Regions from separate parts of the Homo sapiens genome. Here regions 2, 3, 4 and 5 are each linked to region 1. Evidence: chromatin loops called from intact Hi-C (ENCODE). Cell type or tissue: PC-9. All regions are shown on one strand.

Evidence for each region. Hi-C counts contacts between places; a loop is a spot of excess contacts. Peaks named below come from ENCODE experiments on the same cell type or tissue, not always from the same donor. Only the 100,000 strongest peaks of a DNase experiment are listed, where the experiment ranks them.
Region 2: a loop joins it to region 1, with 8 times the contacts of the local background. A loop is called at or near these places in 18 of 110 quality-filtered maps.
Region 3: it touches region 1 in a loop (4-fold over the local background); 2 of 110 quality-filtered maps call a loop at or near these places.
Region 4: a loop joins it to region 1, with 9 times the contacts of the local background. A loop is called at or near these places in 2 of 110 quality-filtered maps.
Region 5: a loop joins it to region 1, with 8 times the contacts of the local background. A loop is called at or near these places in 2 of 110 quality-filtered maps.

Annotation. Positions count from the first base shown.
Region 1 is chr1:89,806,159-89,811,158 of GRCh38, reverse strand. No RefSeq gene overlaps it. Among named protein-coding and RNA genes, the nearest start is that of LRRC8D, 12 kb to the left of the region's middle. In PC-9, no CTCF peak of the experiment used is centred here; DNase peaks (open chromatin) are centred at 111, 1,378 and 2,508; H3K4me3 peaks cover 2,403 bases; H3K27ac peaks cover 4,211 bases.
Region 2 is chr1:89,951,230-89,956,229 of GRCh38, reverse strand. No RefSeq gene overlaps it. Among named protein-coding and RNA genes, the nearest start is that of ZNF326, 41 kb to the left of the region's middle. In PC-9, no CTCF peak of the experiment used is centred here; DNase peaks (open chromatin) are centred at 749, 1,659, 2,069, 2,809 and 3 weaker places; H3K4me3 peaks cover 1,751 bases; H3K27ac peaks cover 4,825 bases.
Region 3 is chr1:89,864,076-89,869,075 of GRCh38, reverse strand. The region is part of intron 2 of LRRC8D (leucine rich repeat containing 8 VRAC subunit D); the gene reads right to left. Among named protein-coding and RNA genes, the nearest start is that of LRRC8D-DT, 45 kb to the right of the region's middle. In PC-9, no CTCF peak of the experiment used is centred here; a DNase peak (open chromatin) is centred at 2,875; H3K4me3 peaks cover 1,130 bases; H3K27ac peaks cover 3,690 bases.
Region 4 is chr1:89,908,705-89,913,704 of GRCh38, reverse strand. The region is part of intron 2 of LRRC8D (leucine rich repeat containing 8 VRAC subunit D); the gene reads right to left. Among named protein-coding and RNA genes, the nearest start is that of ZNF326, 84 kb to the left of the region's middle. In PC-9, no CTCF peak of the experiment used is centred here; DNase peaks (open chromatin) are centred at 2,694 and 4,454; H3K4me3 peaks cover 1,067 bases; H3K27ac peaks cover 4,781 bases.
Region 5 is chr1:89,887,661-89,892,660 of GRCh38, reverse strand. All of the region lies in intron 2 of LRRC8D (leucine rich repeat containing 8 VRAC subunit D), which reads right to left. Among named protein-coding and RNA genes, the nearest start is that of LRRC8D-DT, 68 kb to the right of the region's middle. In PC-9, no CTCF peak of the experiment used is centred here; DNase peaks (open chromatin) are centred at 1,800 and 2,290; H3K4me3 peaks cover 788 bases; H3K27ac peaks cover 5,000 bases.

The DNA of each region.
Region 1 (5,000 bases):
CAGGCACAGAGCTTGTCTTCATCTCCATTCTATCAGGTAGCATGGGACAAGCAATGAGGCCCATTCTAAACCTAAATTCAATGAGCCATTGAATAAGGATTACACAATTTCTGTTTACACTGTGCATAAAACAAAAGCCTTGGCTGCTTTTGCCTCACTAGCAAACATGCAAGTAAAGAACTCAGAAAATTGCTTTTTTTGATGGAGGTTTGTTGACTTTTTAACCTCTCATCAAGAGTCTAAACATGAAACTCTTTGCCTTTTTCATTATGAGCACTAGACTTGAGTGGCAACTCAAAAGAATTGCTCTTCTTATCCTGTCTCCTTTTGATTAATTAATCAAAGTTGTATACATCAAGAATAAATACTTCACACTCATTTTGATCACAAGTAATTTGTTATGGTAATAAACTTAAAAATTATTCCTGTCATGTACAAATTTCTCCTTTATTTCTTAGCATCTTAAAAATCTTTTCTTTTAGCCAACACAGCCAGACAGTACTTTGTCCTGCTTTGAGCAAGCACTTTTATCTTCTGAGTTATCATGGAATGCTTGAAATAATATGGATTCTAAAGAAAAATTCTAAAGAATGGTACATTATAACACTAACACTGTTCAGAGAGAATGGGCTAATTATCAAGAGAGGAAGGTCTTGCACTGCTGAAGTCTAACTTCCTCCCTCTCTGGTCCCCAGACCTTAGACACACCAGTAGCACTTAAATAAGGCTGTGTTTGCATGCCTCACACTGCGTTCACAAACCCCAGGTCAGAGATGGTTTATTGTAACCCCATTAGGTAAAGGCATGGCTGAGCCCCAATTTAGAAGGTCATGGTGATAATAGGGAAAGTAATCAGGCGACTTTGGAACAAATAGCATGGTTGGGTACGAGCACTATTAAGAATAGGGCTTTACTTTCATGCCTGGAAAGACCTCCATGATACTTCAGCTAAAATCCAGAGGGCAAATGGTCATGTCCTAACTGCTATGACACGAATGGGGGCAGTCCTGTAATTTGTGACTTGGACCTCTTGCCTTGCAGGACAGCTGAGAACCTTTCCTTAGAATCAACTTTGACCCAAAGGGACTCTTGAGTTTGGATGGAGGAATGATGAAAATGTTTATTGCCACAGTGCTTTATTCTTTGTAAGAGCTCAAGCTCTTTTTTGTTTGGCTAGTTGCTGGTTTTCGTGGTGGTGGTGGTGGTGGTGTATGCGTGTCTATGTGTGTGTTAGTTTTACATGATAATGAACAAAAATCTGAAATCTTGCTTATTTTCTCCCACTTGCTTCATATCATTCATACTCCTGGCTGATTCAAAGCAAAGATAAAGAATCTGGAGGTGCAACATGCTGGAAGCAGCTTTGGGCAGCCAGGACTTCTCATTGCCCAGGAACTCGTCCCTCCTTCCCACACCCTGCCCTCTGCAACCCTGAGTTCCTCCTCTAAACCTCTCACATAAATCTTCACTTTCTTTTAAGTTCATTATAAACCCCAGTGTTGTGTGTTCATGATGTTGTGTGGAGGCTGCTGTCCAAAAATAAACTATTGTATTGCACAGGGAGAAGGCAGGTTTTCAGAGGCGTGCCAGCTAACCATGGTGTTCAGTCGCACTTATTGGTTAATGTCTGCAAATTTTCTTTTTCTACGAAAAGTTAAGTAGGGCTCATTAAGCTCCTCTGGTGTAATTTTTTAAAAGAAAGGAAAAGTTAAAAATAGTCTAAGCACAAGTATTAGAGGCTTAGAGTTGTTAGGAAGAACTGATGAAGAGGTCTGGAGAGATGTTTTCACAATTGAATTTCATAGCCCTGCAGGAGTGGCAGAACTCCAGCAGGAAGGGAAAGCTGAAGGGCTAGGACAGAGAAAGTTTCAGGGGCAGAGCAGTGGCTCCAAGGATGGACTCACATTCAGGTCCTGTTCAATATGGATTTTATCAAGCACCTACTAACATATAATCTATTAAAGGGCAATAATGAAGTTCCTGACCCATGTCTGCTTAGGAAATCAGGATCTTGGTACAATTTCATGAAAGAGTTGGGACTGAAAAATCTAAAGGACCATCTCATTTTGAGACTCCAGCCCTTTGAAGAAGATAGCTGTCCTTACTCATCAAAGGATGATAAGGCCTTGCCTGCTGTGTGTTGTCAGAAAAGAGAAGACAAGACAAACAGGTAACCAGCATGTGAATACAGCATTACCCCTCACTAATGACCCCCTGTGCTGCAAGCTAAAGTAGGAGGCTTCAAGCTGCATTACCTTGTATCAGTGAAAGGAAAGTCAAGGAGAGCCTTGGAGATGAAATGTCATCAACGAGCACTCTGTAGCCAAGAGCTTTACCAAGGGTTTAGATGCCAGCTGCGGGGGTGTTGCTTGTGGACTGAGCATATGCAAGTTTGTGCATCTCTGACATCTGAGCCAGCTCTCCTCTGACAACTGCCCCCCAGGTCTCCGTGGTGATGCCGACCAAACCGGTTCCCAATGACTTAGGGGCCCTTTTGTTTGCATCAGTGTTAATTTGGATTTCCAAATATGTGAAACTTTTCACTGCCTCCTGGAAGGACAATGAGAAAAGTGGGTTGGGAAGGAATGACTCATTCTATAGGAGGGAGGGAAAAGCTCCAGCCTCTCCCTAGGTTAAGTCCCTGCTATTCCTCCTCCAAGCAGACCATGTGGAACACATGGGGTTGACTTAGAAGATCTTGAAAGTGTCATCCAGGGATGACTTCTGGGACTTGGGCTCTATCTCCCACCTTCCCTGCCTGAGAACCATACTGAGAGGCCATCAGGTGAGAGATTAAAGCAGCAGCTGTCACTTGGCAGAGATGTGGTAGGGGTATGCAGGCACCAGATTGTGGACCTGGGTGACCTGTGAGACCTTTGTAACCCTATGATGTTAGGGTTCCACAGATCTGGGTGATAGCTCCTGAGTCCAAGGAAGCTCAGTGCAGGAGGAGTTGCACAAGCACTGGTGGTGGCTGAGGTGTCTCTTTTCTTGTGTCTGGCTCATGCCACAGGCTCTGGAGCCTAGCCCTCCTTGCTCTCTTGCTGAGCCGTCCTCCTAGTAACTCACCCTAACTAACAGCAATAATTCTGTGGGCCTGACTTCTGGAGTGCAATATGTATATTATAAACCATTTATTAAGGGATTATTATTTGCCAGCACCATGCAGGAATTTTACCTACACTATCTAATTTATTAATCAGCCAGGTTCAGGTTCAGGTTCAAATCCTGACTGTACTATTTGATATCTGGGTCACTTTAGGCAAATTACTTAACCTCTCTGAGCTGTATTAGTCAACTCGGGCTGCCATAACAGAATACCATAAACAGGGTGGTTTAAACAACAGAAATTTATTTTCTCATAGTTCTGAAGACTGGAAGTCTAAGATCAAGATGTCAGCAGGGTTGGTGTCTGGGTGTCTGGTGAGCGGTCTGTCTTTAAGTTGCACCTGGCTGCCTTCTCACTGTGTCTTCATGAGGCCTGTCTTTGGTGCAAAAACCTCACATGTTCTTTCTTGGAGGGGAGGGGGTGAAGAGAGAGAGTTTTCCCTGGGTCTCTTTTTTTGTTTTTGAGACAGGGTCTTTCCCTGTCTCCCAGATTGGAGTGCAGTGGCACAATCATGACTCTGCAATCTCTTCTCCCAGGCTCAAGCAATCCTCCCACCCCAGCCTCTCGAGTAGGTGGGACTACAGTTGCACCATCACACCCAACTAATTTTTAAAGTTTTTGTAGAGACGAGGTCTCACTATAGTGTCCAGGCTGGTCTCAAACTCCTGGGCTCAGGCGATCCTCCCACCTCAGCCTCCCAAAGTGCTGGAATTATAGGTGTGTGCCACTGTGCCTGGCCTTCTGGTATCTCTTCTAATAAGGACACTAAACCTATTTGTTCAGGGCCCCACTCTTATGACCTCATTTAACCTTAAATATGTCCTTTGAGGTCCCATCCGCAAATACAGCCACAGCAGGGGTTAGAGCTTCAACATACGAATTTTGGGGGTTCACAAACCTTCAGTCTATGACAGCCAGTTTCCTCAGTAATAAAATGTGAATAAAAGTGGCACTTAGATAGCTGAGAGGATTAAATATGATAACGCATGGAAAGTGCTTAGCAGAGTGCCTGGCACAGTGCTAAATCATGCTTACCACTGCTAATATGTGCCAGAAGTGGTGTTATTATTATTAGACCTACGTTACACAGGCAGCCCAGGCTGCTGGTAGCATAACTAGTAAGAGGAGGGAGCTACAGTATTAAACATGGGTTTGTGGGTCTCTAAAGCCTGGCTTTTTTTTCTCCGTTGTGCTTCATTGCTTCTTAAGACTCACCTTACATCATGTAGCAATTATGAGACCCAGAATCATTTGAACTGTCCTCAGAGCAGAATAGTGTCATCTCTTGTTTCCTATTAAACACACTGGCATATAGATCACCAAATGGTTTCACTTTAAATTATCATACCCTCAAGTTCAGGGACTGTGTCTTAATATATTTTTGACTCCCCAGTGTCCAGCGTAGTGGCTTTCACATCAAAGACTCCCAGTAAATATGTATTAAGTCGAGCTGTATTAGATTCACAGGAAAAATGAAGTTAGTGCAGTAAACAGGGCTCCTCAGCTCCCCTTGGCCATCCCTAGGTGCCCCATTCTGACCCCAAAGGCATTGTCCCCACACTTCACATGCCCTTTATGAAATAAGGTAATTTTTAAAGTGTTTCTTCTCCTGTATTTCTCTCTTTTTAATCATTCTTCTCAGTTTGTTCATTCACTTATCTATAAACAATCATTAAGGGCTTATCCAATATCAGGCTCTGTTCCTAGAGTTGGGATAAGATAATGTCTAGGAACCCTGTTCCTAGAGTTGGGATAAGAAAACCAAAGGTCCTGTCCTCACAAAGAGGGTACAGCAAGTATCTAGTGGGTGAGGTTGGAATAAAGTTTCTAAGGGAAGGCAAAGACGTGTGCATCGTGTGTCATGCCCTGGTGGGAGAGGTGGAGGGTGCCT
Region 2 (5,000 bases), 150 kb before region 1:
GCACCTGCCTGTAATCCCAGCTACTCAGGAGGCTGAGGCAGGAGAATCACTTGAACCCGGGAGGCAGAGTTTGCAGTGAGCAGAGATCTTGCCACTGTACTACAGCCTGGGCGACAGAGTGAGACTCTGTCTCAAGAAGAAAAAAAAAAAGAAAAGAGTCTGCCACCTAAAGGCATTTAATTAGCATTTGTGAAAGAAATAGTAGTCCAGTTGGTAATTTCCCCACTGCTTGCAAGACCTCACAAAAGGCCTTGTAATAAAAACAATTAAATCTCATGTGACCCAGGTGTGTCAGGAATGCCTTCCTATTCTGCTATGTGGATGAGTTTTGCTAGTTTTCAAGGTTTAGTCAAGGCAAAGGAGATAGCTTGTCTCCTACGATTAGCGAGTCATCTGCTAGCCTGTGGAGGGACAAACAGGTACGATACTCCTTCGTCACTCATCACAATGGTCATGGCAGACACTTCTATAACAAAAGACAAGTTAGCAAGAGAAAAGCATGACAAATTTATTTAACAAAGTTTTAAATGACATGGGAGACTTCAGAAATGAAGAACCAAAGACCCAGGAAAAGCTGGGTATTCTTATGCTTAGGTTTGCTGACAAATGGACAGTCACGTAGAAATGAGATTGGACAACAAGGGTATGCTGCAATAATGGTAATCAACTGAGGGGAATGCAGCAAGGCCTGTCTGTTCTGCTTCTTCTTGGCCCCCTATGTAGCTCTGGGTATAGCACAAGACACTTGTCACATGAAGGTCTTCAGGGAAGAGGGGAGAATGTCAGAGAGTGACATTTCTAGGTTTTATGGCCTGCTTCAGGGGAGAGGAGTTAGAATTTCTATGACCCATCTTGAGGAAGACTTATTCTGGTTTTATGAGTTGCTTCAGGGGAGAAAGAGAGTCTGGAGATAGGAGGGTGGGAGAAGGTCGGAAATATGTTGCTTCTGAGGCCCTTGCAATCTCCTTCAGTTCAAAGTACTCAGCATGCCAAAGCACCACACTTTAGGGCACTGTGTTTTGAGCCCCAACACCAGTAAACTCCTCCTTATCTTAGTTATGGGGGGGAGTCTGGCCTGTAACCCTCTCGGACCCATCTCTGCTAGGGACCACCAACTGATCAGGATATTTGTTTCTCAAACACATATGCATCCATTTCCGCAAGCTCAAACACCCTCTGGACACTAATCTTTTCCAAAAAAATGTAGATAAGCATTGCAAAATCATTCGGAAGAGGAGGACCAACAGTTATAACCCTCTCTGAGTAACCTGCTCCCTACGACCATATGAGGAAAGGAGGTGAGCAGACGGGACAAGGACTCACAATTTAGACCTTTACAAGATATCCCAAATGGCTGTTACCTTGCTCTCTGTCTCCTCAGGTTTCTGCTGTCCTCCTCTTCGATCTTCCCTCTGAGATTCCTTTTCTAATGATCCCATCCCTTTGCCTCAGAAATCAGTCCCATTCTCAAAAAGAGAAAGTGGTCCCAGTTGCTGCTGTCTCTTCTTATGAAGTGCAAAGATGAATGCCTTGGGCTTCTGCTGAGTGTTAAAGGCAGATTCCCTTGGCTTATCCTTCTGCTGACTCTAAAGTGGGAGGAATGTGGCTACCCCTGTAGTGGAACTTCTTGAAATGCTTTTCCCCCTTGGGCAGTGAGGGCTGATGGCTGAGGCCAATTTCCTCCTGAAATACCTAAGGACAAATATTTCCCCATAATCAGTATTGCTCATCTTTCAAAGACAATGGGGGTCAGTAACACAGGAGCAAAGTATTTTTCAGGCTTTTTAAATTTTTGGAGCTGAAATATCACTATGTTGCCCAGAACGGCCTCCAACTCCTGGGCTCAAGTGATTCTCCTGCCTCAGCCTCCTGAGTAGCTGGGATGACAGGCATGTACTCTAGCCCCATGCCTGGGTTTTTTTTTTTTTTCCCAGCATATTAATATGTTCTTCACTTCACCCTATTATATCATTGTGGTAAAGGAGTTTCTGTTGTCTTCCTGGCCCTTTTCAGTTCAAAAGTCTGTCAGTTGAGAATGTTTGTTTACTTCCTACCACAGAGTTTTTTTTATCCTAAAAGCTCTCCCTAGATGGAGTGGGGGTGGGGAGGATCTCCCTTATCCTGCCAAGCAAACTAAATAGAAACTTGAAAGTTTACATATAACTGGAGTGGGGTGGCTCAGATGCCTGTAAACCCAGCACTTTGGGAGGCTGAGATGAGAGGATTGCTTGAAGCCAGGAGTTCAAAACCAGCCTATGCAACATAGCGAGACCCTGTTTTTTCCAAAAAAGACAGAAAGAAAGAAATTAGCTAGGTGTGGTGGCACACACCTGTAGTCCCAGCTCCTCAGGAGGCTAAGGCAGGTGGATCGCTTGAGTCCAGGAGTTCAAGGTTACAGTGAGCTATGATCATGCCACTGTACTCCAGCTTGGGTGACAGAACAAGATCCTGTCTTTCTCTAAAATAAAAATAAAATAAAGTAAAATAAAAACAATAAATAATTTTTAAAAAATTTTAAAGAAGTTTGCATACAGAATTAGCAAGATAATTATAAAGGCTATGTTTATGGATTTGTAATTGCCTAACAGGTTCTTACCCACTGCACAGGTAAATGCAATTCACTGAGACAGTATTATTGCAGTAAAGAGTTTAATTAACACAAGGCCAGCCAAGCAGAACTGAAGTTATTACTCAAATCAGTCTCCCCAGCAACTCAGAGGCCAGGGTTTTTATGGATAATTTGGTGGGTAGGGAGCAAGGGAAGGGGTGCTGCTCATAGGTTAGGAATGAAATCACAGGGGTGTGGAAAACAATTACGTGCACTGAGTCAGCCTCTGGGTGGGGCCACAGGACTGGCTGAAGCCTGAGCCTCAGGTCTGGGTGAGGTCAATCAGTTGCCAGAATGTAAAAATCTGAAAAGTATCTCAAAAGACCAATTTTAGGTTCTACATTAGTGATGTTATCTACATGAGCAACTGGGGAAGTCACAAATCTTGTGACCACATGACTCTGACCACATGACTCCTGAGCAGTAAGGATTATATAAAATATGCCTGTAGTTTAGCAGAATTCAGGCCCCTCCCATAATCTTAATCTTGTGGTCTCTCAGTCTTACAAAGGTGGTTTCAGTCTGTTAATAAAGAGATTACTTTTAGAAAAGGACTATTATCATCTTGCTTTAAAGTTAAACTATAGGCTGGGAGTGGTGGCTCATGCCTGTAATCTCAAGCACTTTGGGAGGCCGAGATGGGAGTATGGCTTGAGACCAGCAGTTTGAGACCAGCCTGGTCAACATAGCAAGACCTCATCCCTATTTAGTTAAAAAAAAAAAAAAAAAGGTAAACTATGACTATATGACTAAATTCCTCCCATGGTTAGCTTGGTCTATGCCCAGCAATGAGGAAAGACAGCCAGGCTGTGAGGCTAGAAGCAAGATGGAGTCAGCCATGCTAGACTGGTCTCGCTATCATAATCTCTGCAAAGGTGGTTTCAGATTCAGGGCCTTGCTCTACAAAATGTCCTTAAAAATATGATGCCTTCAATTTCAGAGGAAATAGTGAGATTTCTAAACAACATGTGACTTTTTGCCTAGGAGCTAAAAGCTTTCAACTCCTCTTCTTCCATCACGCTATCTGCAAGATGAAAGGAACCAATCTACGATTTCTAGCAGATTCTTGGAATTTGTAATTCAACTAATGCCTACCAAATATCTGCCATGTGCAGTACTGGGTGGTGAAAATGCAATTTTGTATCATTTAGGCATAATTCTCATGGTATCTACAACCTTGCTTTGAGCAATAACATACTAGGACAAAGGTTAACACAAATAATATTATTTCTTTTGCCATGTCAACCTAACAGCAAAAGAAGAAAACATTTCTCCAAAATGACTTATCCGAAAGACCCTAAGCCTTACTGGAGATTCTCAAGGAATAAGTCACTGTGGTTCAGAAGTTAATGGAAAAGCATTCCAAATTCCTTCTGTTCTTTCCTTCAATAGTGACTTCACTTAACCTTGATAGTGACAAAGAGACTTCGTCAAGGAAAAACAACTGTGAAAGGAAAAAGGAATTTGAAGAGTAATTCAATCTTAACCATCCTTTCAACTGGAAATTTGAGCTTATAAACAGTGCCAGAAAAATGTGTTAGAGACATAGCTGGAAAAAAAATGTAACTTTTTCTTAAACTCCTGCAAATGACAGAATTAGTCATAGGAATCAAAAAGGGAACAATCTCTGAGGGAGAAACACTGCTATTTCACTAGTGGGTCTTCAGAAATACCCTAACTTTCCACTCATCCCTGTTCTAAGAAATCATCTACCTCCACTGGAAAATTCCAGGCATAGGCAAAATAGTCTATTTAACTTGCATTATAATGTAAAACATCATTTGCCAGAGTAGTTACATCGCTTATCCAGATATTCTTTTCTTACCTAACACATTATTACCAAAAATATTCTAAAGTCTTAGATGCATTTGCCCTTCTCTCTTCATTTTAACGTCAGATTCTAAATGAAATTTGCATCAGCATACATACAAATGAATGTTTTAGAAGTTAAGTTATTCTTCATAATTTTCTATTTGTCTGAAATACAAGTTGTTATTTTTGTTGTTGCTGTTTTACCTCTCAGGAAATGGTGTCACCTGGTATGTGTTGATCAAAACATAAATCTAGTTGACATTCTTGATTTCTCTTTCTCACCTTCACTTGAACCTCCCAGGTTCCAGCGATTCTCCTGCCTCAGCCTCCCAAGTAGCTGGGACTACAGGCGCCTGCCATCATGCCCGGCTAATTTTTTTTGTATTTTTAGTAGAGATGGGGGGGTCTCACCATGTTGGCCAGGCTGGTCTCGAACTCCCAACCTTGTGATCCGCCCGCCTCAGCCTCCCAAAGTGCTGGGATTACAGGCGTGAGCCACCCTGCCTGGCCATATTTGCATTTTAAAAGAACATTGTATAATATACAGATAAGTGGTAAAATGTATGCTAATAATTAAAAA
Region 3 (5,000 bases), 58 kb before region 1:
AATTAGCCGGGCATGGTGGCATGCGTGTGTACTCCCAGCTACTTGGGAGGCTGATGCAGCAGAATCACTTGAACCTAGAAGGCAGAGGTTGCAATGAGCAAAGATCATACCACTGCACTCCAGCCTGGGCGAAAGAGTGAGATTCTGTCTGAAAAACAAAACAAAACAAAACAAAAAAACAACAACAAAAAATACAGTGTCAATACTTAAAAAGTTATTCTATATCCTCCCAATTACTGCAGCAGACTAAAAGGAATAAGAAAGACATTTTTGTGTTCAGTGGTTGAGAGCACTGACCAGAAGCCTAGAATCCTCCGGTAGCCTCTTTAGAGCTGGTATGATACTGGGCAAATTACTTGGTCTTGCTGAACCTAAATTTCCTTTTCTGTAATACAGGAATAAGAGTAGGATCAACTTCATCGAGTTGCTATGTCAATTAAATGACACAATGTACACTGCTTAGCACGTGCCTGGCATATAGTTAGAACTCAACAATTAGCTCTTTATTATTGTAAAAAATTGATGTGCCTTATTTGGTGGGGGGTGGGGGAATATGCTGAGGTATATTTACATAAATAAACCTCATTCGTGTCATGGAATTCACATATACCTTTCATGCATGTGTTGAGGGAATCATGGGAGAGATCAGATGTAGTTTTGAAGAAATTTGCATAATCTGAAGGAGCCCAGTAGCTTTAAGAATTTAACCCAGGGACGGTTTGCGCAGCCTGTTTTTACTTATTATAATGTTTCCTGTGGGAATCATTAGCTTCTAATCCTTACATTTTATGATTCAAAATCTTGGTGTGTCAGCTGCATTCAAGGTTCTATCTTCTTCAAAACCCAGAATAAATATTTTGTGCCAGACACCAAACAAGGTACTAGAAAATGTATAGATGGCTTATGTATTTTCTCATCATTTGAAGGCCATTCTTTGGCTTGATTGTGCTAGTAATTGAGCATCTTGAAAGGGAATGGCTTACATTGGCCCATCTGCCTCTTTTTCTCTTTCCTCCTTTGCTTATCACAGATAACCCAGTTCAGGACTCCATTTAGTATGTTCCTGAAAATGAGACTGCTAAACCATTTCTACTTAAAACCTAACCTGCCAACAGTCAGTCCTTACAATGAGGGCAGCCATTTACTCTTTGTCTTTCAATCCTCATAATTTGGGTTACAATTAGTATCCTTGAAGAATTCTAAAAGGATGTTTCCTTTCTAAGTTATAACCCTGAGAATCTAGTAAAACATTATTTTAAGGAAAACATTTTAATTAAATGTCTTCACATGAAAAGATGTTCTACATCCTTAGTTATTAGAAAAATGCAAATCAAAAACGACATTGCTGGTGGGAATGCAAAATGGTGCAGCCACTTTGGAAAACAGCTTGGCAGTTCCTCACAATGTTAAAGAATAACCAGATGACTAGCCCTTCAATTCCACTCCTAGGCAGAATACACGCAAGAAAAATGAAAATATATCTCCACCTAAAAACGTGCATACAAATGTTCACAGCAGTATTATACACAACTGCCCAAATGTGGAAAACAACCCAATCTATGAGAATGGGTAAATAAAATGTGGAGTATATAGTTTCAGTTTTGTAAGATGAAAAAGTCCCAGAGATCTGTTTCAAAACAATGTGAATATACTTAACATTACAGAATGGTACACTTTAAAATCTGGCATATTTATACAATGGGATATGATCTGGCAATAAAAAGAAATGAAATACTGACACATGCTGCAGTGTAGCTGAACCTTAAAAATATGAGAGAAGCCAGTCAAAAAGTGACTACATAATTTATGAAAAAGTATATATTGTATTATTTCATTTATTCTAAATGTCCTTAATAGGCAAATCTACAGATTAATGTTGGTCAGGGGCTGGTGAGACTGAAAAGGATGGAGAATGATGTTAACTGGGGACAGAGTTTCTTTTCGGGTGATAAAATGCTCTAAAATTGATGTGGTAATGGTCACATGATTCTAAATGTACTACAAACACTGTTGGATTATACACTCTAAGTGGGCCAATTGTATGGTATATGAATTATATCTCAATAAAACAGTTAAAAAAATACACAAATACTAAGTGACTTGCTACCCTGATGATGTTTGGCTTAATAAAATACCTTCGACTTTGGGGTCGACATCACACCGATTTTTCCTTTTAATGTTAAGTGTAAGTATCTATCTGATTGATACACTTGAAATCCTCATGCCGCCCTTAACTCTCCTTGCTGCCCTGCTCTCTCTATTCCCTCCTCAACAGGTGTGTATTCTCCATGCTCCTGAGGGGATGGGCTGCAGGGTTACCTAGGTAACCAGAAATAGCCAGAGAGAGACCCCAACAGAGAGCCTATCGGGCCTTCGTGAGACCAGAAAACAAAGCTTGACATTCCTCTCACCAAGAAGGGGTTTTCTAAGATGTAGGGATAGGCTCAAAGGCTAAAGAAAAGTAGAGAACTAAAGGAATGGCCTAGAAACGCCAGAACACTTCCAGAAACACAATAATCTGGCTGTATTTTTGTACACAGTCTATGAATGCTGTAAGCAAGTGTTCTCAAACAGGGGTCTAAGGATCTCTAAAAAACTACCGACACATTCAAGAGTCTATGACTTCTCCAGAATAATCTTTCAATTTGTGTTTTCATCTTAATGTTAATCTAAAGGAAACTGATATAAATGCACACTGGACCATCCGAATGACCCCCTTAGCAATACCATGCCCAAGTGTGTATTTATAATTGCCACATCACCAAGCATTCCTCATCAGTGATCAGTACTCCTGGGGTGCTGATAAGCACACACGGCAATGATAAAATGTAATTTAAGACTGTCATTGAGCAAGACTTTAATTTCATGGCACCATAAAATGACAAACAGTGAAGGAATGTACTATAGTAACTGCTTCAGGCTGATGAGGAAAGGACAGAGGCAGACTTGATACATAATCTGCAGAAACACACCAAGGGAAGGTCAAATGACATGAAGGTATGTGCTACACATGCAGGTATTGTAGAGCAAAGGTTTTGTTTCAGCAATTCAAAAATTATAAAGAGGAGGCAATGATAACAAAAAGTTCTGTTCAAGTTGTTTTCAAAATAATCTGAATGAGTCATTTCTATAATCTATTGACTTCCTTCAACAGTCTGACACTTGGCTGCATGCTGAAAACCTTAAAAATTTTCCATATCTCTAAGAACTAAAATTTACAAACATATTCCTGTTCCTGATTCTGCCAATAGTTGAATTAGATATATATTTGGAGTTGATGTCAGTAATTCTGAAATGGTAACATCATCTTTGAATGAACAGGACATTTACAGCTCTAACAAAAAAGTTGTAAGTCATTAAAATCATTAAAATTGTAACTAAAGAACTATTCACTGGCAGATTTACGATCTGATAAGTTCTGATAGTCCTGAGCTAGCAAGCAAGGCTTTCGAGTTCATAATGTGCTTCTGAATAACTTATTTATGCAAATAAGTATTCTCTACATTACTACTATCAGTCAAAAGACTCATATGCCTTAAGTACATATTTGGACCCAATGGAACAACTTCATATTTTAAAAAATCAACATAAGTGATTTAGTGTTGGCAAAAAAGCATTCATCTTATTAATTTAAATTTCAAAGGTTTTAATATATTATTTGTATTTGCGATTTTAAAATGTTTAATAGTTTTATAAAAACTATAAGCACAGAAAGTATATATATATATATATATATATATATATAATTTCATGTTTATACATATTTAGTACAATTAAGCAAAGTAATCAACAAGAATGGTTTTTGAAAACTCCCTTTAAAGGAATGAAATTCATTCACAGGTTGTGTGCTAAGCACTACTACAAGTAATAATAAGGGAATGATCTGGACCACATTCATTCAAAAACACGGGAGATCCTACTGTGTGCTGGGTATTGGGATACAGTGGGAAACAAGATAGACATATTTATGCCCTTATGGGGCTTGAAATCTATTAGAAAAGGCAAATCAATGTAATAAGTGAAATGTTGGAGATGTAAAATGTTCTATGGAAACAGCAAGGGGACCTAATCCAGTTTAGGGGTTAGACAGCTTCTGGAAGGACATTAAAACCAAAAGAAGACACAGGAGTTACCCAAACAAAAGTGAAGGAGCAGAAGGGGAAAAAGTGTGCTAGACATCAGACATACCCTGTAGTCAAAGCTTATTGTCATGAAAACTTAGCCAATAAGAAGTACAGGAAGAAGTTTTTTGTGTCTGGAAGATGGTGAGGGGTCGGGGGTAGGTAAAGCTAGTACTCTAGACTAGAGATGGAGGCTGAGGTTTCCTGCGGCAAGGTCTTGATGTCTTAAGGACTCTGGCTTTTAACTCCTTATTAAGGAGTTCCAAGGATAATGAGAATTCACTGGAGGGTGTTAAGGAGGTCACTGACATAAGGTTCCAATGTATAGAGAGCACTGGAGTTCAGAGGCAGCTGCAGCAGTCCAGGCAAAACATGATGGAGGCCGCAACTGGAGCTGTGGACTGCAGCAGCCCACAGCACAGTTAAGAGATACCAGATAAAATTTAAGATAGAATTGAGAGGGCTTGGCACTTCATTGCATCTGGGAGTTAAATGAGAAGGATACATCATGGAAAGTGTTCAAATGGTAACTGGTGGATAGTGGTGTCTTTCATCAGATGAAGGAAGAATTACAACTCCTTGTAAACTGAGGACCACCTGCATTCAAAGATGGCTTTGTACAAGTTTGAAAAAGTGTTTTTGTTTTTCTTGCAATTTCTTACCTCTGCATCTATGTTGAACAGTTTTTTCAAAACAAAAAAACAAAAATGCTACTGACTTGCATAATCACTCACACCCAGAGGCGGCAATATTCAAAACAAGTCTATGTTCTTTTTGGAAAGTCTTGGTTCAAAGACAAAAAACAGAACAGACCAATCTTTTGATCCTCACTATTGACATGGTGCCTCAATGCAAACCCAAGTACTGGTTAAGACCTTT
Region 4 (5,000 bases), 100 kb before region 1:
GGTGATAAACTGATACCACAAGTTGTACTGAATCTGAAAATATAAGTAATGAGACAAAAAAGTGTAGAGAGAATTCCATGTTGCAAGCATTTGTTTGTAATATGCACATGTATCCTATGCCACCCATTTTCACCACAAATGCACTGGTTGAGAGTAAGAGCTACAAACTGTCTTTTAAATTTACATACTCTTAACTCTGCATGGCATACTTTTCTAGAAGGAAAAAAGAAAGAAGTATTGAGTCCTGTTACTTACATATGGCAAGTACTGAAGCTTATAGGGTAGGCCCAGATGTTTTTTAATCACTCATTTCCTCCCAAGTTGACTTTTTAATCAAAATAGTCTTCCATTTCTATGATAACTACTAAGTGTGCCCCCAAAATCATTATTTAGTAACATACACCTGCCACCATCACCACCCAGTTTAGCTAGGTGCAAAGGTGCCCATCTAGAGATAACATTTCCCAGCCTCATTTGCAGCCAGATGTGGCCACCTAATGAGGAGGGACCAACAGGATGTAAGAAGCAGTTCAACTAATTTCCTGGTAACCTTCATAAAGACAAGGCTACAAGACAAGGCTACTTGACTTGGCCTTCCTTTTCCTTTTTTCCTGCGGGCTAGAAATGGGGACAGCAGGACAACCTTAGAAATCACGTGTGTAGCACAGGAGTGCTATCCTGCCAGTTGCTGGCTGCTCATATCTGGACTGTTCTGTAAGGAGGAAATAAACATCTATCTTATTTAAGTCATTCTATTTGGGTGTCTCAGCAGTTTAGTTGGTAACATAATTAATAAAACCTCCAACTACTAAAAAACACCTCTTAAAAGCATCTAGAAATAGATTTGGACAGACTTATTTTATAATTCATCCTTGTTTATAAATACAAGTATTTTATAAACACTAAGGACTTAAAGTGGAAGTATAAACATAAAATAGTATTTTATACTAACAATTTATGAACAATATATTGTAATTTATTATAAATAATACAATGTAGAGATTATATTATAAACAAACATAACATGATAGAATGATAACTGTAACAAATTAACAGGGTAAGACTTGTGAGAGCCAAAATGCACCAGACAATTAAGGAGGTGATTTTCTTCAAGCTACTGGAATAAAACACTAATGAGGGCTGTCTCAAAGAAAAGGAAAGGGTCTGGAGTTCTATAGAGGCAGGTAAACAAGGAAGTCATCTGGGAGTCAGGAAGGACAGAGATGGGTCTAATCTCAGAATATTGGAGAACAAGATAGTCCTTTGTGGTTTCCCAGAACACCAAAGGGTGGGGGTGGGGGGTGAGGGTTGGAAAATTGAAGGATGGGGAGATTTTCCAGGGTACAACTCAGGGAAAGTTCAATATTGTAAGATCCTAATTACAAAGGGACAGTAAGGAACCCCTGAAGGGTTTTAACAAGTGAGGCAATGAGGTCACCATTCCGTTTTAAAAAGAATTCTACCAGGAATGTAGAAGCAAGATTGAAGGGAGGAAAGACTGGAGGCAGGGAGATGAAGGAGAAAACTACTCTATAGTCAACATGATTTCCACTCAATTCAATTTTTCAGTTGGAATAGCTGGTAGTGGCATAATAAATTTAAGTCAAGGTATCTAGTAGTTGGTTGTCCTGAATCCTAAGAGAAAGATCTGGGATTTACAGATTTGTGACTAATCCACATATGCAGGATGAGATAATCCAAGGAGAGCATACACAGAGAAAAAAGGCCAATGGCAGAATCCAGGGGATCACTAGCATTTAGGGAACTGGGAGAAGAAAAGCATTCAGCAGAGGAGAGGAAGAAGGGTGGGTCAGAGGACAAGAACTATGAAGAGAATGTTGGCCTAGAAGCCAAAAGAGGCAACCCCTTCAGGAAGAGAGTGGTAAGCAGCATTGCAGGTGTCAAAAGCAAGTCACGCACGTTAAGGGGCAAAAGTGACCGCTGGATCTGGCAGCTGAGAGTCACCTGACACTTTGGCCTGAGCACTTTCGGTGAAAAAGTCTGGCTCACGTGTGCAAGGGTATGTGGGAAAGTGAATATTCACCTCTCAAATCTCAGCTGGGGATGAAACAAAAGGCTGGTACAACAGCAAGCGGGGGAGGCAGGTATGATGGGAGGGTGTATTTTTCAGGATAGGAAAGGAGTAGAGGGGTAAAAGTTGGAAGTAGCAGGGTGAGAGAGTACCAAGATGTTTTTCTTACGGCTACTTGTTTCTTATTTTGAACATAAAGTCAAATTATACAAACACATTTCGACAAGGAGCTATAACTCAAGTATGCGGCATGTTGCTATGACTTCATAAAACTACAGAGATTAAGGAATTCAGAATCCCATGGAAATTCTTAAACAGAGTTTGGACATATGTTGTTTGATTTTCCCTTCAGCAAACTGGTAAACATTAATCTTGCTAACCACCATATTGCTTATCCCGTCATAAAATTTTAAAAGGTTCTTTTTTGAAAAGTCTAAAGGGAAAAAGGTAACTTGCAAAATAATTCCACAAACTATATAACTAAAAAAAAAAAAACCCCAAAAATGCATGGACATATGAGTGAGTAGCTCTGTATATATTCAAGTAATCCAAGCAGTGTCAGGCTTTCTCACCCGCTGAAACTCCCTGGGAAGGTCAAGCATTCAGAGAACTCAGGTCAGATTACACTGAAAAGAAGGTGGGAAAAGAAATATTTAGCATTTCTAAGGAGAGTGTCAGTGACCTACAGCGGCTAGTTTACTTCTCATTTCCTTGACCATGGTATACAGGGACAAAGATGAGGTAGAGAGGGGAGGAGCTGTGCACTGCTGGCATATTTACAGGAAAATCTTGGGCTGTATCTTGCCATTCAACACTGAGGCTACTGCTAATAGGCAGGGGAAGACAGGAAGAAAATTACCCCTCCTGAATAACCAAGCACTTACATACTTGAGCCTATTAAATTGTCCTATCCATCCTGAGCAGTGGTATTACTGCTTCAGTTTTACTGAGAGAAAACAGGTTTTGAAAGTTTGAGTAATTCGACCGAGATCACACAGCTAATACAAGGTGGACCAGGATTCAAACCCAGATCTGACTGACACTATGAAGCCCATACCTGCCCCCTCAGCTTATTTTAAACTAGAGATTAACTCAAATTAAATTAAATTTGCTTCTACAAATTAAAAAAAATCACTAGAAGGAACCCTTAAAGTGAAGGTGACAAAATGCTGGTAGTCAAAGGCTGCCTAAGGGCACAAGGAGTAAAGTCTTAAAAAATGAAACAACAACCCAACTGTCATTTAATAACAATATTACCTAAGGTCTTTATCATAATCTCACTTTTTAAAAGACAATTCCATGGATTCCAACTAATCTGATCCTCACAAACTACTATGAGACAAACAAATAATATCAACTTTATTTTATAGCCAAGAAACTTGTTACAAGGAAATGGCAGAATGGAGATGAGAATTCCAGACTTCTACAACATCCAGTGTGCTGGAACAGTCCTCCAGTAAGTGTCATAGTCTCAAAGTTTTTAAATCTTACCTTCAAAAAGTTGTTAACAAAGTCAGACCAAATATTCGGTATAATCTCTTCACTAAATTTAGGCTGTGAAGATTTATTTTTTATTCTGAATTCATTAAAGTGTAACCATAATTCTTAAAAGAATAAACAACTCACTTAGGCCTACTGGTTCGTAAGTACAAAATATGTACTGATCACCCACTATAAGAAGAATAGTACCTTAGCTATGATTTTAAGAACATGAAAGGAGGGGCTAAGGGACTTAAATTAGAGCCAAGATTCTTACTCAGTGAGGGGATTTGGTATATTTACTGAATTCTTTTTTTTTTTTTTTTTTGAGACGGAGTCTTGCTCTGTTGCCCAGACTGAAGTGCAGTGGCATGATCTCGGCTCACTGCAAGCTCCGCCTCCTGGGTTCATGCCATTCTCTTGCCTCAGCCTCCTAAGTAGCTGGGACTACAGGCGCCCGCCACCACGCTTGGCTAAGTTTTTGTATTTTTAGTAGAGACGGGGTTTCACCGTGTTAGCCAGGATGGTCTCGATCTCCTGACCTCATGATCCGCCCGCCTCGGCCTCCCAAAGTGCTGGGATTACAGGCGTGAGCCACCGTGCCTGGCCCTACTAAATTCTTATAATTCTATTTTGCCAGATAAATTTCCTATGCTGCTCCTGAACGATGTACCATTGGAACCCCATATACATCCTCTGTCTCTTAAATTAGGAAATGAAAAAAAAAATGGCACTGGTAAAATATATTTCTACCTATTGGTTTTAGTTATGGAGTCAGGGGCTACATAATCAAACTCCAAAAATGGCATCCTAATCATCTATACCAAACAGCTACTGTCTGTAAACAATGATATGTGAGAAGGCAGTGTGTTTCCTAAATGCCTCGGGACTTTATTACTAATGACACAATCACAAGCAGAAGAAAAACCAGACCTGAATTGCACAAGCATACCCAGAGAGATAGTAATACCACAGATATAAATTACAGGCCTCCTCTAAATCAGATACTGTCATCAATCTCACATAGAGCTTCCTGCCCAGTGAAATCTGCCTTAATTGGTTTTCATTCTGTTGTTATTGTTGTTGAAAAACTGAAAGAGAGCGAGCCATCTCAGGCAGCATCATGGGAATTTCAGACACACACACAGACACACAGACACACACACACACGCAAACACACCCACTCCTTTAAAGCTCAAATGAGTGCATCTAGATTTCAAGGAAATACTAACAAGGAACACGTTGAGGGTATTTTCCACTGGTTTAAAAATAAAGCATTCTACCCTTTAAAAAAATAAATCCCCAAATTATAGAAACAGGAAGCAGCAGCTGGATTTATCATCCTTCATTTCCTCTGAGAGTCACAGTAAGGAACTCCCCATTGAGACAGAAGCCATGGAGAGGTTAGCCCCTCCTGCCTGGACCCACATATCCACATGCTGCTGCTGCTGGTCCAACATGGTCAATGGTCGGCCAATTCAAAATCAAA
Region 5 (5,000 bases), 82 kb before region 1:
TATAGCCCCAGCTACTCAGGAGGCTGAGGCAGGAAAATGGCGTGAACCCAGGAGGCGGAGCTTGCAGTGAGCTGAAATGGTGCCACTGCACTCCAGCCTGGGCGACAGAGCGAGACTGTCTCAAAAGAAAAAAAAAAAGGAAATATCAATCTAGTGACGGTTCTGTAGATTCCTTACAGGTCAAATGACTGCACCTAGAGTGCTAAATAATGCCAAGCGGGGAACTTGGTCCTACCTTATCCCACACTGTTATCAATCATTTGGAAGATGAAAAATTTTAAATCACACAATGCTGAAAAGGATAGCAAATGGGCTGGGGAACAGAATCAGGTATCAAAAAGATCTCCATAGGTTGAAAAGGCAGGCTAAAACAAACAAGATGATATTTAACAGGGATCAGCCTAAAGCCTTGTACATAATTTAAAAACTCAAACATGGAGCGAGGGCGTTCAGGACACCTGGCTTAACAGCAGCAGCACTGTGAAATATCCAGCATTTTATCATTGTGAGCTTCATATGGGGCAAACATATGGCTTGACCACTAAAGAACAATTATCAGAATGTGAAACGGAACAATGTAGCATGCTCAGGTAGGATGAACTGGGGTTACACAGGCTCAAAACAAATTATTTCATTCAATAACAGTTTCTGAGCACTTATGATGTGATGGACATTATACATGGAACCGGAGATACAGAGATAAGAGACCAAAGTCTAGTATGGAGTGAGAGAACCCAGAGTTGTTAATACAGAGGGCAGGGGGATGATGACAGAGGGGCAAATGAAAGTTACAGGAACAAAGGGAAAGGAAAGGCTGGAGAGGGTGCTCCAGGAAATACAACTCTTGCAGACAGATGAGCTAATTAAGAAGGTGTTATAAAAGTGAAACCAAGAACTCAGCACTGTGCCAGGCACAAAGCAAGTCATAATAACAATGTTGGGTACCATTATAATTATAATCAACATTATTGTGGTTATCATTATTACTAAAAATGAATGCACCTTGACAGCTCTTTCTTAAAGCAGAATTCCAAATAATATATGTAGAGGAAATGATGGAAAGACAAAAATCACTGTTAGGCAAACATTACAGCAATAACTGTTGCAGGCACAAGACACTGATAAACACTAAAAGTAGTGAGCAAAAGTATGAGAAACAGGATATCTGCATAGTCTCAAAGTATCTCTCCACAAGATATTTATTACAAAAGAGAAAACAATAATTCTATAATGGAGTGGCAGACATCATCCTTACTAACAGATCACAGTTATCACCACCAGTAATAAAACATATCAGCATCACGTGCATCTTGATATGACGAACTTGGAAGAACACATAACTTATGTGGTACTCTTGCCAAAAATGCATAACCCCAATCTAATCATGAGAAAATACCAGAAAACCCAAATGGATAGACAAGGTACAAAGTAACTGGCCAGTATGCTTCCAAAGTGTTGATGTTATGAAAGACAAAAACTGAGGCCAGGCGCGGTGGCTCACGCCTGTAATCCCAGCCCTTTGGGAGGCTGAGGCGGGCGGATCACAAGGTCACGAGATCGAGACCATCCTGGCTAACACGGTGAAACCCCGTCTATACTAAAAATACAAAAATTAGCTGGGCATGGTGGTGGGCGCCTGCAGTCCCAGCTACTCAGGAAGCTGAGGCAGCAGAATGGTGTGAACCCGGGAGGCGGAGCTTGCAGTGTGCCGAAATCGCCCCACTGCACTCCAGAGTGATGACACAGCAAGACTCCGTCTCTAAAAAAAATAAAAAACAAAAAAAGAATGAGGAACTATCATCATGGCTTGGAGGAGACTAAGTACTATGTGGGATTCTGAATTGGATCCTGGACTAGAAAAAGGACATTAGTAGGAAAACTGGCAAAACTTGCATAAGGTTTCTAGATTGGTTAACAGTATTGTATAAATGCCAATTTCCTGGTTTCTAGAATTGTTCTACGGTATGTAAGGCATTAACATAAGGGAAGGTGAGTGAAGGGTACTGGAGAACTCTGTATTATTTTTGTGACTTCTTAAGTCAAAAGATAATTCCAAAACCAAAAATCAAAAATCAAAAACATGGATGTGCCTGAGCCAGGAACCAGAGATTCTGCCAGGAGATAAAGGGGATACGGAGAGGCTGACTCAGACATGAATTCTACATATTGAGCCTCCTAGGTTAAACCATGTCAGGAAAAAGACTGAATGAATGATATAGCATACAAAGCCTGGGGCTATAAATACCAAAAAGTTGGCTGTAACCAGGAAAATGTAGTGAGAACATCCCTGAATTAGTGGTTCTCAGGACAAAGTTGAACCTGTTCTTGATGACTCAGCTCCATTATCAAGAGCATCAATCAACACTTTTGTAACACGGAGGCCCCCAGGCTCCTAGGGTGTGGTATGCTGCCCTCTCCTACAATGTTTTTGGAATCCTCAAGGCTTTTATTTTATTTTATTTATTTATTTATTGAGACAGAGTCTTGCTCTGTCGCCCAGGCTAGAGAGCAGTGGCGTGATCTTGGCTCACTGCCAAGCTCCGCCTCCCGGTTTCATGGCATTCTCCTGCCTCAGCCTCCCAAGTAGCTGGGACTACAGGCGCCCGCCAACACGCTCAACTAATTTTTTGTATTTTTATTAGAGATGGAGTTTCACTGTGTTAGCCAGGATGGTCTCGATCTCCTGATCTCGTGATCCACCCACCTCGGCCTCCCAAAGTGCTGGGATTACAGGCATGAGCCACCGCATCCGGCCTATTTTATTTTATGTTTTTTTTTCAGACAGGGTCTCACTCTATTACCCAGGCTGAAGTGCAGGAGCACAATCTCGGCTCACTGCAGCCTCGACTACCCAGGCTCAAGCGATCCTCCTACCTCAGCCTCCCAAGTAGCTGGGACCACAGGCGCTCACCAAAAGAGCTGGCTAAATTTTTGTATTTTTAGTAGAGACGGGGTTTCACCATGTTCGCCAGGCTGGTCTCGAACCCCTGACTTCAAGTGATCCACCAGCCTCGGCCTCCCAAAGTGCGGGGATTACAGGAATGAGCCAGTGCATCCAGGCTGCCTTTTTTTTTTTTTTTAAACAAACATTTAAACAGTATAGTTTTAGATTTAGAGGAAATTTAAGTTACTGCCAGGAGTTACAATATACTCCACCCATTAATAATATCATACATTAGTCACAATTCACAGACCAATAAAAATATATTATCCACTAAAGCCCACACTTTTTGCAGATTTCCTTGGTCTTTACCTAATGTTCTTTTTCTGTTCCAGGATCCCATCCAGGATACCATATTACATTTATTACTCATATCTCCTTAGGTTCCTTTTGGTTGAGAGAGTTCCTCAGATTTTCCTTGTTTTTGATAACCTTGACAGTTTTGAGGAGTACTGGTCAGGTATTTTATAGAATGACCACCAACTGGAATTAGTCTCATGCTTTTCTCATGATTAGCCTGAAATTATAGGTTTCTGGGAGTAAGACCCCAGAAGTAAAGTGCCATTCTCATCACATCATATCAAGCATAAACACTAGCCTGACTTACCACCACTGATGTTAACCTTGCTCACCAGACTAGAGCAGTATTTGTCAGGTTTCTCTGCCTTCCCACATTGCTCTTTGGAGGGAAGTCACCATGCACAGCCCACACTTAAGGAAATGACAAGTATTATAACCCACTTCTTTGAGAGTGGAATACCTACATAAATCATTTGGAATTTTTCTGCACAGATTTGTCTATTTCCCTCATTTATTTATTGATTCAATCATTTATTTATATCAGGATGGGTACATATTTCATAGTTTGGGTTACAGTTCATTACTACTTTATTTTGTTGCTCAAATTATTTCATCTTTGGCCACTGTGAGCTATTTCAGTAACTCCTGTGTCCCTCTGATAAACCTTCGTCATTGTGGGTTTGTTAAGCTCTTCCTTACTTTCCAGCACTACAAGATGCTCCAAGTTCATCTTGCACATTCCCTGCCCCCGCTCTAGAATCTGGAATCTGTCATTCGGCCAGGAGACCTGGTGGCTTTCACAGGATAATGGTATTAGAAACCAAGATCTGGATGCCAGATATGCTTGTTGCTGCTGGGATATTGCTGCTTTTAGGCTCTCTCAGGTGACACAGCGAAGAAATTGTGTGCGTACTAACTTGTGTATATACACATATCTATAAATATTTCTTTGTATTTTGTATCTATATCAAGCTAAACATGAATTCATATCGGTATCTCCAATTCAAATCCATTACCACATGGATCATTTCCCTCCTTGCTTATCTATAACTTTCCATTCCAAAGTGAGAAACCAAGGCCCTCATCATCCACTATCCATTTACTTATTATTCAATTCCAGTGTACATATATAATAGTTTCAGAATCATTAACTTATATCCTCATGGGAAACAACTTTATCGAATAGAGTATAGTGCTTGCATATAGTTCCTAAGTTATTTAAGTCGGTAACCCTTTTTCATTCACTTTCTTCAGTGAGTTTATTCTGTACTTTGTAATACAGTTGGATTCTTTTGTCATAGTCTGAATTTCATCCTGGGATCCTCCAACCTCCTAAATGGCTTTTAAAAATCTGGATACATTAATGTTCAATATATGTGCTGTAAAGTTTTATGGGTTTTGACAAATGCACAGTGTCACGTCTCCCTTGGTGCCTTTTTACATCTTTTCTGTTTTCTCCTGTGGCATCAGATAATAAACTCAGGGTATGATCAGTCCACCCCTCTTCTAAGAAACCTCCCACCCTGTGGCTCCCTAATCTGTCATTAGCCAACAAACTAAATAACTGAGGTGGTAACATTATAAAGAAAATAAGAAGAAGAATGCCATGCCATAGGGCTCTCCTCCTATCCCATATTTTAAATTCATGATACTGCTGCAGAAATTTTGATTGCATAAGGCTTAAGAGGATACTATACAGGATAGAAAGAGTTAGCAATGAAAACACCTTAACAGGCTGAAAGGTGGGCCAAACCAAAAA